2 separate regions of the Mus musculus genome follow, and region 1 is linked to region 2. The links are chromatin loops, found by intact Hi-C in ENCODE. Cell type or tissue: gastrocnemius. All regions are shown on one strand. Each heading gives the region's core, and the rest is flanking DNA. Links, peaks and the distances in the headings are about the cores only.

Region 1 (5,446 bases), core at 447-5,446, 83 kb after region 2:
GTGCTCTGGAAGAGTAGCAAACACCCTTAACCCTTGAGCCATCTCTCCAGCTCCTCCCGCCTACCTTTTTGAGGTAGCATTTTCCACTGAACATGGAACTCGCTGACTGACTAGACTGGCTGGCCAGTGAGCCTCTGGGTTGCTTCCATCAGTCTAGGGCAGTGGCTCTCAGCCTTCCCAGTGCTGCTGCCACCCATTCAGACAGTTCCTAATGCTGTGGTGACTGCCAGCCATACGGTTATTTGGTTGCTACCTTATAACAGTAATTCTGCTATTGCTGTGAATTGAAATGTAAATATCTGTGTTTCCCGTTGGTTTTAGGTGCCCCCTGCAAAAGTGTCCTTTGACTTTGTCCACACAGGGGTCGGGACCCGCAGGGTGAGAACCACTGCTCTAGCTCTAGGTGCTGGCGCTCTGAGCTCAGGTCTTCATGATTGTGCAATAAGCATTTTACCCACAGATCAATCTCACTAATCCCATTAGTTTTTTTTTTTTTCAAAGAAATCACCCACAATTTTCTTCTTCAACCTGCCTCTGGCTTTACATAGTCAGGATGTGGGGAACATTTGTTAAGGTGAGAGCTGTATGCACATTTGCTCTCTCTTGGGAGTGAGACCAGATGAGGTTCGGGTGGGAAGCCCATCAGACTTTGTTGGAAGACCCAGGAAGGAGGGAGTCACAAGCTAAAGCAGGGGGAAATGTCCTGTGCCCTGAGCAGAGGTGCTAGTGTGGGCTTCAAGATGGCTGCTAGAGATTTAAAAGGCGGGAGGCGGGAGGAGGAGCATTTATCACGGGATGGAACTGTCAGGGAAGGCACGAAGGTGGGGGTTCTGAAGAGTATGGGTGTAAAAGGTCACGAGGGTGACCTCAGTTCGCTTGGGCTGCTGTCTCAGAGACTTCTTAGGAGCTCTTGAAGATCACTGGATCATGCCTGTAAGTAGCTGAAACCAGCGGCTCTTCCTGCAAACGTGAGGGCTGGTCAGCCTGAGAACTTGAGGCCCTCCTCCTGTTTAGACACTATGTGAATCTGTAGGATATTCCTCTGGACACTGGCCCAGCAACTTATCTTCACCACTGGGCAACAGTTACCATGGTTACAGGTACAGGTTGTGCTTGCTGGAGAGCTTCTGAAGGGGGATTAAGCTGGAATCCTACAGGATTACCTGGAAGTCACTGTGTCAGCCAGAGGAGCTCTCCGGAGAGCTCTGATTTCAGTCAGGTAGACATAGGCTATGTTCTGGTGTAGACATTGTTGAGCTGTGTGCAGTTGGGTAAGCTCTTATGAGTCCATAGAATGGGAACAGGCTGTGCCTGGCCCTGTCCTTGTAAGCCAAGCTCACTTAGCTCACTGAGGCTTCCAGTAGACGCATGAGGCAGGAACGGATGACGAGACGCAGCTGGGAGGGAAGCTGCCCACGTTCTAGGCACATGAGAGTACTTAATAGTGTGTAGCTTTCTTCCCCTCAGGTGCTACACAGTTCTGTGGTGCCAAGGAGGGCCTGGACCCAAGCATATCTAATTTAACTTGCCATGCTATAGGTGAAAACACTGAGGTCCTGAGAAGATGGCAGACTTCCTACAACCCTTCCTTGCCTGTTAAGGCCAAGTTAGAACTAAGCATGAGGTCTTTTGGCTCCAAACTTGGATCTTTTCTTCCCTCTGAGCTCTCATTCATTCTGTCACTGTTCCCTGGAAAGAGGGAGTGGGGCCGAGGGAGAGCATCTGACCTTGGGGGTGTCAGCATGGGTCAGCTTGAGCTTAGTGAGAGGTTAGGTTTTGAGGTACAAGGGACAGATTGGGGTTAGCCACTAACAGAGGGCTGGTCCTTTTTGTTCTATCCCTCTGCCCAGGAATATCTGAAAGGTCTGTGCAACCCAGAGCTATGGAAGGAGGTTCGCTACCCACCAGTCCTGCACTGCGCCTTCCTTGGGGCACAAGGCTTGTTCCTGGACTGCCTCTGCTGGAGTACCCTGGCCTACCTGGTGCCTGGTCCCCCTGGCTCCTTAATGGTGGGTGGGCTGACCGAGTCTTTTACCATGACACAGAACTGGCTGGAGGAGCTGGTGGCACGGTTGCGCTGGGGCCCTGCCCCAATGATCACCCCTCGAGGGGTTTGGGAGACAGAGGTGACCCGGGCTTTTGGGGCTCTGGTGTGGATCCGTTGTGACAAGTATGCAGGAGACTTGCTGCAGCTTCCTCCAGCAGTCCAGGAGCTGCTTCTCAGTTTGGTCCGAGATGCTGCCGGCAAGGAAGACATCATTGAGTGGCTCGGCCATTTTGGCATCTCTGGTACTTGCCCCAACCCAGAGATCCTGATCTGCCTTGCCCGGCAGCAGAAGGAAAGCGCATCCCTGGTGACCATAAAAGAGAGCCCCGGGACGCTCCAAGAGATAGGAGCCTTGAATCGGGCTTCAGAAAATTCAAAGAAAACAACAAGTTCGGGAGCCGCTGGGTCCCTGACCCAAGCTCAGAGCCCTCCGGCGCAGGAGACAGCAGACCAGCTAGCACGGTAAGTACTGGAAAAGGGGTTTTTCTCCGCCCCTGCCCTGATCCTGATCCCCCAGGAAATAGTAGTAATTCGGGACCAAATTGCCATTCTCACCTTTGCCACGAACTTGGACTTTCTCTAGGGACCAGTCTAACAAGCAAGGTGACGAAACGAACAGTGTTGGAGAGGAAGGGACCGCTACACAAGACACCAGCAGCCAGGACTCTGAGAATCCCACACAAGCCCTCTTGCAGCAAAAGCAGGTACCGAAGAATGAAGAGAGAATCTCATTGCTGTTGCCAGTGTCAGCTCTGAGCGCGTACACATCCTGGAAGGTCTGGGCCCCTGGGACAGCCTTTGGGCCCTCGTGGCCAGGGACCATTGCTGCCACCTTCTGGAAGATCAATGAACTGCAGTCTCTTCACCTAGCCTGGCTCCTGTCCCAGGCTTGCTTAAATTTCCCCTTCTGGCAGAGGCCCACGGGCCCCATTCAGCTGAAGCTGCCAGGACGGAATCCTTTGCCCTTAAAGCTGGAATGGAAGCAGAAAGAGCTGGTTCCTCTGTCCAGTGCAGGAAGCCCAGCTTGTAGACCAGGTGGGGACCTAGGGAGGGAGACAGCCCTAAAGCATAGCCCGAGGCCGGAGATTCCCTCCAAAATCATCAGTTTATCGGTGGTGCCAGGGGGTTGTGGTATCAAAGAGAAGGTTAGCCCGGGACTTCTGCAAGTAGGGCAGTCTTCAACATCTGTGGGAGATAAAGGAATTTCACTGTCAGATTGTAAAGGCCTGGAAAAGCCGTTCTCTCTAGCACTGTCCACAGAGCAAGGGGGATCCACAGCTCAAGAGAGGCCACTGGCTCAAGTACCCGAAGCTCCAACGGTGTCTGAAACTCTTCAAGTGGCCACGGCTGCAGAGGTGTCCAACGTTGAACACCCACCCACCGGGGAGGGGCTGCCTGCAACCCCCAAAGTGCCTACAGCCCTAAAGAAGCCAGCAGTGTACACAGAGCCCACAGCTCCCAAAGTGCCTTCGGCTCCAACAGAACCAGCAGCTCCTGCCACGCCCACAGCCCCACAAACTCCTACAGCTCAGAAAACACCTTCAGTGAAAACACTCGCAGGCCTCCAGACCCCCAAAGTTCAAAGTGAGACCATAGCTACAGCAGGGTCTGAAGTTCCCAAAGCGCCTGCAGCTTCAGCAGTTGCGGGGCCGACCGTGGATGTAGCCCAACTCCTGAGTGAGGTTCAGGCTTCAAAGAATAGAGCCATCATGTTGAAGGTCCAGGGAAAGCCCGGAAGGCAGGGTTTCCAGCCCAGTAGCACCGTGCCCTCCAGAAGTAAGCATCAGTTCCTAAAGGAAGGACTTCTTGGGGCTTGGGAGGGGTCCCAGAGGCTGTCACCTCACTCCCAGGGCACCAACATAGTGACCAGCTTCCAGAGGTACAACGAGGCCTTGAACACACCGTTCGAGATGAACTTGTCTGAGGAGCCTGGAAATCCAGGGCTGAGGAGAGTGGTCATTGACGGCAGCAGTGTGGCCATGGTGTAAGTATTTGATGGGCTGGACGTGCTGGGGTGCTGGGTAGACATTCCTTCTAGAGCTTCTATGGGAGTAAAAGAGAGAGGGAAGGGCCCAGGCTGAATGGCTACTGCACGGTAGGTAGTGCGTACAGAATCGTCTTTATTCTTAGGTAGATGTAGATAGAGTCTGAGAGGTGAAAAATTTTACATATGTTTTTTGAGACAGCCAGAGATTTTTTTTTCTTTTTTTGGCCTTTGGGGTCAGAGCTATCTGCTGCAAAGGTTCATGCTCGACCCAAACTGGTTCTTTGGTAGCTCAAACTTCAAGACCTGGCCCCAAACCTAATAGAAGCTTTTCCAGACTTCAACCCACCTGAGAGATTGTTTTGCATGTTCAAATTGTTTGCTGTAGAGGTGTGAGTGCAGAGATGTGCTTCATCTGTCACACGGGAGAGTAGTTATCTGTGCAGATCAGGCTCTTGGCACACAGTAGGTAGTCAGGATTTTTTTTTCTTCTGCCTTTAAGTTCTAGGCAGCTGTTTGAGGGCAGAGCGGCAGGCCAGGTCTGATGGCACATACTCCTTTAAGCTCAGCATTCAGGAGGCAGAGGCAGGAGGAATCTCTGTGAGTTCCAGACCAGCCTTGTCTACGTAGTAAGCTCCATCCAGGACAGCTAGGACTTCAAGGAGAGAGCCCGTTTTAGAGAGAGGTGGCGGAGGGTGTAGGGAGAGGGTAGTGCTGGCATCTTCAGTGCTCTTGGGACATTACCTGCTTGGGTCTCAGGGCAAGGCATGAATGGTGAGGCAGGGTCGTCTGGAACGTAGCTCCCTCATTCCCACCGTCTCACAGACATGGCCTGCAGCACTTCTTCTCGTGCCGAGGCATCGCCATGGCCGTGCAGTACTTCTGGAATCGCGGACACCGAGAGATCACCGTGTTCGTACCCACCTGGCAGCTGAAGAAAAACCGGAGGGTGAGAGGTGAGATGCTCAAGGTCACCTGACTTTTCTTTTCTTTGCCTTTCTGGCCCATTCTTCTACCACCCCACCTTGGTCTTTCCCACGTAGCCCTTTCCCTATCCCTCTGTTGTGTCATCCTCAGAGAGCCACTTTCTGACGAAGCTTCACAGACTGAAGATGCTGTCTATCACTCCCTCGCAGCTGGAGAATGGCAAAAAGATCACCACTTACGATTACAGGTATGCCGGGCTCTGTCCCTCCGTGGGGCTCAGGGTGGACGGTGTCCCACCTCATCTTCTTATAGGGGAAATGGAGGCAAATGCTATGTCTGAGAGCAGGGATTGGCACATACATGAGGAGTTGGCTGAAGGATGGCTCTTCCCAAGCGCAAGGTCGTTACCATCTTTGGAACTCAGGCGGTGTGCTCCCCCAAGTGTCCTGACTTTCTTTCTCCGTGGTCTCTAGAGGTTCATGATCACG
Region 2 (5,918 bases), core at 407-5,406:
CCACATCACAACACAGCAGCTCAGTTTGTGGCATAAAAGAAAAGGCTGGCTTTGTTGACTAGGTGGTCTGCTTGGTCTAATCTGTGAGGTCCGAGCTGAGCTTTTACCCGAGGATCAATGACCAGGTATGTAGGTTCTCCTAGCTCCCGAAGGTATGGGTCTCGGTGTTCCGTGTCTGCCCTCTCCACAGCATAAGCTCCTGCTAGCAGGGCCAGCGTGGCCCCTGTGATGTGCACTCGTCTGGAAGTAAGGAACAGTGAGAGTCAGGAGGAAAAGCCTCGAAACCTTTAGTTTCTTTCAAAAACTATTCCCAGAGCTGTGTCCTCAAGAAAGGACCCATGTTGTAGGGAGGGCTGCCCAGCATCTCAGAATTTCCCTGCACTTGTCTGAAGGGACTGTGAACAGGATAGCAGCCTGTGAGAGACTCAACCGGCCATTTGAGTAGCTGTTTCAGGCTCCAGGACTTACCCTGGTACACCGCCTGCTTCCATATGGTTGGCCAATGTGACATCATGGGACCAGACATCATACTGCCACTTCTGTAGCCCAATGACTCCACAGAGAACGCTGCCCGAGTGCACGCCCACACGCATGTTGATATCCACACCGGTGGCTACCCGAAGTTTCCTGAGCAGAGTGTGGGACAAGCTTAGTGCTGCCATGATTCTCCTCTTCTCCAGGAGGACTGCCACCCTGCCTCCCGCACCCCCTCCCCAACACCTGGTGCTCTCAGTTTCTCCTGCTCACACACGAGAGCTGACCTGATGGCCCGGCACATGTCCAGCCCCATGCGCACACAATTGATAGCGTGGTCAGGCAGCGAGAGGGGCAGCCCGGAGACACAGTAGTAACAGTCTCCCAGGATCTTGATCCGCATGCATTCGTGCTCCTGGGAGTATGTGTGTGGGTGTGTAGAGGAACCTGGTTAGAGGCCAGAGGGGTAGGAGGGAGTTGGGGGAAGTTGGGGAGCAACTGTGGCATTCCTGGAGAACTTCTGAGGTTTGGAATGTCTAGGTCAGATCTATGGCGTCCCTTGATATGGGACTGAGGTCTCTCGGGCAATGTCTTCATCAGAAGGAATAATCAAAGACTGGAGTGTCTGTGGTTCTCCTCAGTTTGGGTAGATGTACAGTGCATTTCTATCAGCTCATGATATCAGGATGAGAAGCAAAGAGGCAAACGCCTCTTTAGAATGTAGCCGTCCACCATCCACCATGCCTGATTAGGTGCTAAGCTGTGCTATAGGGAACAGAAATTCCTCCTGGAGAGGCCTCCCAAGGAAAGCATGTCTGGAGATCTCTGCACAGATGTGGAGGTATCATGCTTAGGAGATCAGATGTGGGGAGGTCTCTCGGGGATGGTGACAGTTTCCCGAGTGGGAGTGTTTGTGAGCGGTTCTTAGTTCTACCGCATTATTTGGGAGCTTGGCCTGGCTACAGTATAAGACTTCTTAGAAGATGTGTGCTTTCCTTGCAAGAGGTTCCCTAGCGCCCCCCGCCCCCCGGGGTGGAGAGGGAAACCCCTCTGACCTTGGCAATTTGGTCGAACTTGCCAAAGAGCTCATTCAGCATGAGCACCAGCTCCTTCGGGGAACACTCGCTGGCCAGCCGCGTGAAGCCCACGATGTCAGCATACAGCACACTGTACATAACGGGGTGAGCCATGGTAACAGGGCCAGGGCGGCAGCCCAGGGGACCTCCCCTCCGGCTGGCTTGCCTCATACCTCACTCCTTGGTGCCTCTTGACATACAGGCTGTGAAAGTTGTTTGTGTTCTCTGGCCGTGAGCGCTGTCCAGCCTGCAGCCGGGCCATGATCTCTGCTTTCATCTCTCGGGCCAGGTAGGCAGGAAGGATAGACAAGAGGAGGTGCTCCTGGAGAAGGCCCCATGAGTGATACCCCTCCTACCCTGCTGTGCCCTATAACCAAGAACCCTGGCCCTTCAAATTATTCAGGCTCCCACATATTACATGCTATCTACTAGTAGCTCCCCGACTCTTCCAGTCCACCCAGCAGGACTCCAGCACTCCAATCTGTCCTGGTCACTTTTAGGGACTAAAGTCAACACCTAAATTTGAAATCTTCCTTTAATATAATAACTTTCACCACCACCACCACCACCATCATCATCATCATTTTGAGACAGTATCTTACTATGTATTTCTCTGGATGGCCTGGAATTCACTATCTAAACCAGGGTGGTCTCAAACTCACAGAGGTATGTCTGTCTGCCTTTGCCTTCCAAGAGCTGATATTAAAGACACAGCACACCACTACACCCGACCAAGATTTAATTTATCATTGTTGAATGGTGTATGTATTTGTGGGCGCATGTGCCACAGTGTATGGGTGGAGGTCAGAGGTCAGCTTTGCCGAGTTCCTTGTCTCCGTCCACCTTTGCTTAGGTTCTAGGATCTGAACTCACCTCCTCAGGTTTGTGCAGCAAGGGTCTCACCCCCAGCTATCCCACTGGGTTTCAACTGGTGCCTAGCAACAATCTCCCATGGGCAGGCAACAGTCACAGTTGTATAAAGGAAGAAAATACTTGAGGAAGGCAAATGAATTACCCAGAGCCACTTAGAAAGAAGGTGCTAAGAAGCTGCTCTTTCTGAGCTGCTGTCCCTTTCTGCCTCTTAGGTCCTACTGACCTGGTGCTTTTTCTCAGTGTCCAGCCTCCGGCGTGAGTGCAGAGAGCTAAGAGCCTCCCGGAACGTGGCCCGCAATGCTCGCTCCATCAGGGCCTTGTGGTACGCTCCCACCACGTTCCCACACAGGAACAATACCGCGTTTGCTGCCAACTGTGGGCAAAGGCCAGACTTAGAAAGTGTACCACTCCCCTATCTCTAGTCTGTGGGGGAGTCTATCTGTGTAGCTGGAGTTGGTTCCAAACACAGGTCGAGGAGAGCTGGCTCTATGGTTAAGGACCTAGGTATCTCAGAACAATAGGAGCCACTTTGTGACATCCATCCGGAAGAGTTGGTTGCTTTCCTTCTCTGCTCTCTGCTATAGACTCTTTCTTGGCTGTGGAACCAACCTGACCGCTTAGGCCTAGCTATCTTGCATGTATATTTCCTCTGTCTAGAGTGCTATTCTTCCATATTCATCTCCTGAGCCCATTCCAGCTGCAAGAAACTACTCCAGTTCTGATTCACGTTTTCCACGAATGCTCCTCGGTTTACTTCTGTACCCGCGAGAGAATCTTGACTGATTTCCCAATGGCTATAGTGCCCTCTTCTGACAAAGGTAGGCATGGTGCACTGATGTAGCAGCGACACTAGAGGTCGCTATAGGGGTGTTATCAATGCTTGGCTCCTGCGAGGGCCGAGCCATGTCTTGGATAATGCTCACAGCATTACTAAACAGCTGAGCCAGCTCTGGGCACACTATCGGCACCACTTGCATTTTTACCTGTGGTAGCAGAGCTCTCTGTGACTCAGGCTGCCACCCAAGATACAGTCCAAGGACCAGCAGGTGCGAGAGGGATGAGATGACTCCCGCAGCAGCAGCATCCCGCATGCCCAAGGGCAGCATGGCGTACACGGTGAAGATGATGAAGAGGAAAAAAGACACCTGGAGAAGGGTGTGGGAAGCTGAATGCCCGTGATGTTGCGCCCAGGGTCTAAATTTGAGGTTCACCTTCCCCCAAGCCTTGATTTTCCTCACCTGGTCCCAGGCGCTCACCACACCCCCAGTGAACAGAAATCCATAGCCCAGAGCCAGTAATGCAACCCATATGAGACCAGAAAGAGGTCGTGTCCATCGCTGCAGTTGCTGCTCCCGGGAAGCAAGCCCCAATAGCAGAGAGAAGCCACCCAAAGCACACAGCACAGTTGTCAGGAAGCTTGGGTCTGAGGTCAGCTCCTGCGGAGAAAAGATATCTGAAGCCAGGCTGGGAGGAGATACTTTGAAGTTCTCTCAAGGTGAGAAAGAGCAAGTTAGGTGTCCTTCAAACCAGCTCAGCAAAGTATCTGAAAAGCATGCGCACAAAGGATATAGGGCTGGTGAGATGCTACAGTGGGGAATGGTGGGGGCCACCAAATGTTCTGGCTTAGTTTGCAGAATCCACGTAGTAAAAGATGAGAACTCATACCTTTGAGTTGTCTTTTGACCTACATACACACACACACACACACACACACACACACAGATAAATGAATAATAATATAAAAAACCATACACAAGGAAACAGGGGCCACTGACACGTGTTTTTCACATTAGATCAAGCCAAGAGAAATTTCTAAAACCCTACTGTTTTATCCACAGAGGTCAGCAGTGTCACCTGGCTCCACCTAATATATCTCAGACATTTGCATGGGACGAGGGAGAGCTACCCAGGAGGCCGGGCTACTCTTGGCTATTTGCAAGCCTGTGCTCTTCTACATTGCAGGTGTGTTAGAGTTTGTTTGTTTGTTGTTTGCTTATTTAGTTTGGAGGCAGGGGCTCATGTAGCTTGGGCTGGCCTCCAACTCACTGCAGCTGAGAACTTTGAGCTCCTGGTCCTCCTGTCCCTATCTCTCAAGCCAAGGGACTCTAGACTTGCCCGGCTATCCCCACAGGTAAAGGAGAACGGTGGCATCGCTTGGCTTTCGGAGTGAATGTCATCCAAATGGCTAATTTGCTTGGGAGAAAGAATTCCTTTCTCCTGAAGCCAAACCACTAAACTTGACAAATGTCTACCAGGGCAGCCCAAGTTTCTGCAACCCCTCGCCCCCCCCAGCACTGAGTTCTGAGTGGCTGCCTTTCCTCTAACCTATAAGCCCCAGTACTACCCTACCTCTCGTCCCTCCTCTTTCAGGACTTGGGGTAGACAAGGGTTAGTTCCCAGTCATTTGCCCCACCTTTCCTCCCAGGAGTGAAAGGGAAACCCAGAGTGGAATAGTTCCCCTTTCTTGCCCAGAATAAAAACGAAAAAACAAAAACAAAAACAAAAAAAGATGGAGGAAGGCAAAAACTATCTTTTGGAAGTCTGTGGGCACAGCTAGCAGCCCCACATTCCCAAATCTGGATAGAGAAAAAGTCAGGAAATGACTCTCCCCAGGGACATGAGTAGAGTTTCCTCTCTGGAAAAATGGAAAATCCGGTGTTGGATTTACTCGAGAACCAATAGAACACAGCGAGAAGCATTCGGGACTCACTTACGTCCTAGTATAGACCCAGAGACTAAGCTTAGAGGGTGGAGAGCTCTGTCACATGTAACCAGAGTCACAATTCATGACGAGGTTCAACGCTTCGTTTTTGGTTCCCAGCAAAGACATTATTAACTAAAAGACCTCGCAAATCTCAGATCTTCAAATGTCCCCAGCCCGAGGCAGCCCCTGCCTAGAGCTCCCACATCTAGCCCATCTTACCCTGCCGCTGGCCCAGGCGACGGCGGGCAGTGCCACCAGCGCGCAGAGCACAATGACCAAAAGCAGTATCAGCAGTGGGTACTGTTGGCTCAGGCTGTAGTAAGTTTCGTAGAAGAGATCTTCGCTGGGAGGAGGCCGGGGACTGAAGAGGCGGGCCATGGTCTTCCCCGCCCCAGCCCGGAGCCCCTGCCCTAGGGATCACAGGGCGCTGAGTCAATAACCTGGCCCGGACCACCGCGCTTTCCCATCTCTCCCGAAGCCACTCTCGGGCAAGCCACTAAGCTTTCAGCAGCAATAGGGTTCCCTGCTAAGTGCTCTCTCACAGGGCTCCCAGCTGTGACAGGACTTCTTTATCCTTCCCACAAACCATACCGTGCTAGTGTCCTGGCTGGAGCTGAGAAGAAGGTGCCGCAGACTCACCGCTTTGGGTCAAGCTCCAGAAGTTCTCTCAGCAAAGCTAGGCTCCAGGAGGGAACCTGGGTGGGATGGCTACTACTCACCTTCGCTGCTTTGCTAGTGGCTCAGGGCCTGCCGGGCGACTGGCACTTCCCTCTTGGCGCCAAGGCCCCCTC

Evidence for each region. Hi-C counts contacts between places; a loop is a spot of excess contacts. Peaks named below come from ENCODE experiments on the same cell type or tissue, not always from the same donor. Only the 100,000 strongest peaks of a DNase experiment are listed, where the experiment ranks them.
Region 1: it touches region 2 in a loop (4-fold over the local background); 19 of 42 quality-filtered maps call a loop at or near these places.

Annotation. Positions count from the first base shown.
Region 1 is chr14:55,861,103-55,866,548 of GRCm38, forward strand. It overlaps Nynrin (NYN domain and retroviral integrase containing), which reads left to right. Exons shown (of 8, transcript NM_001040072.1): 2 at 1,851-2,509; 3 at 2,631-4,031; 4 at 4,857-4,987; 5 at 5,109-5,205. Among named protein-coding and RNA genes, the nearest start is that of Nynrin, 9.7 kb to the left of the region's middle. In gastrocnemius, for the core only: a CTCF peak has its summit at 2,882 (motif pointing left); DNase peaks (open chromatin) are centred at 2,148 and 2,881.
Region 2 is chr14:55,778,174-55,784,091 of GRCm38, forward strand. It overlaps Adcy4 (adenylate cyclase 4), which reads right to left and starts at 5,899. Exons shown (of 26, transcript NM_001361604.1): 1 at 5,719-5,899; 2 at 5,347-5,537; 3 at 3,662-3,859; 4 at 3,407-3,568; 5 at 2,647-2,796; 6 at 1,724-1,872; 7 at 1,530-1,641; 8 at 762-889; 9 at 469-627; 10 at 108-240. The coding sequence starts at 5,505. It overlaps Gm32092 (a long non-coding RNA gene), which reads left to right and starts at 5,906. Exons shown (of 5, transcript XR_874644.2): 1 at 5,906-5,918. In gastrocnemius, for the core only: a CTCF peak has its summit at 3,262 (motif pointing left); a DNase peak (open chromatin) is centred at 3,308; H3K4me3 peaks cover 2,348 bases; H3K27ac peaks cover 2,100 bases.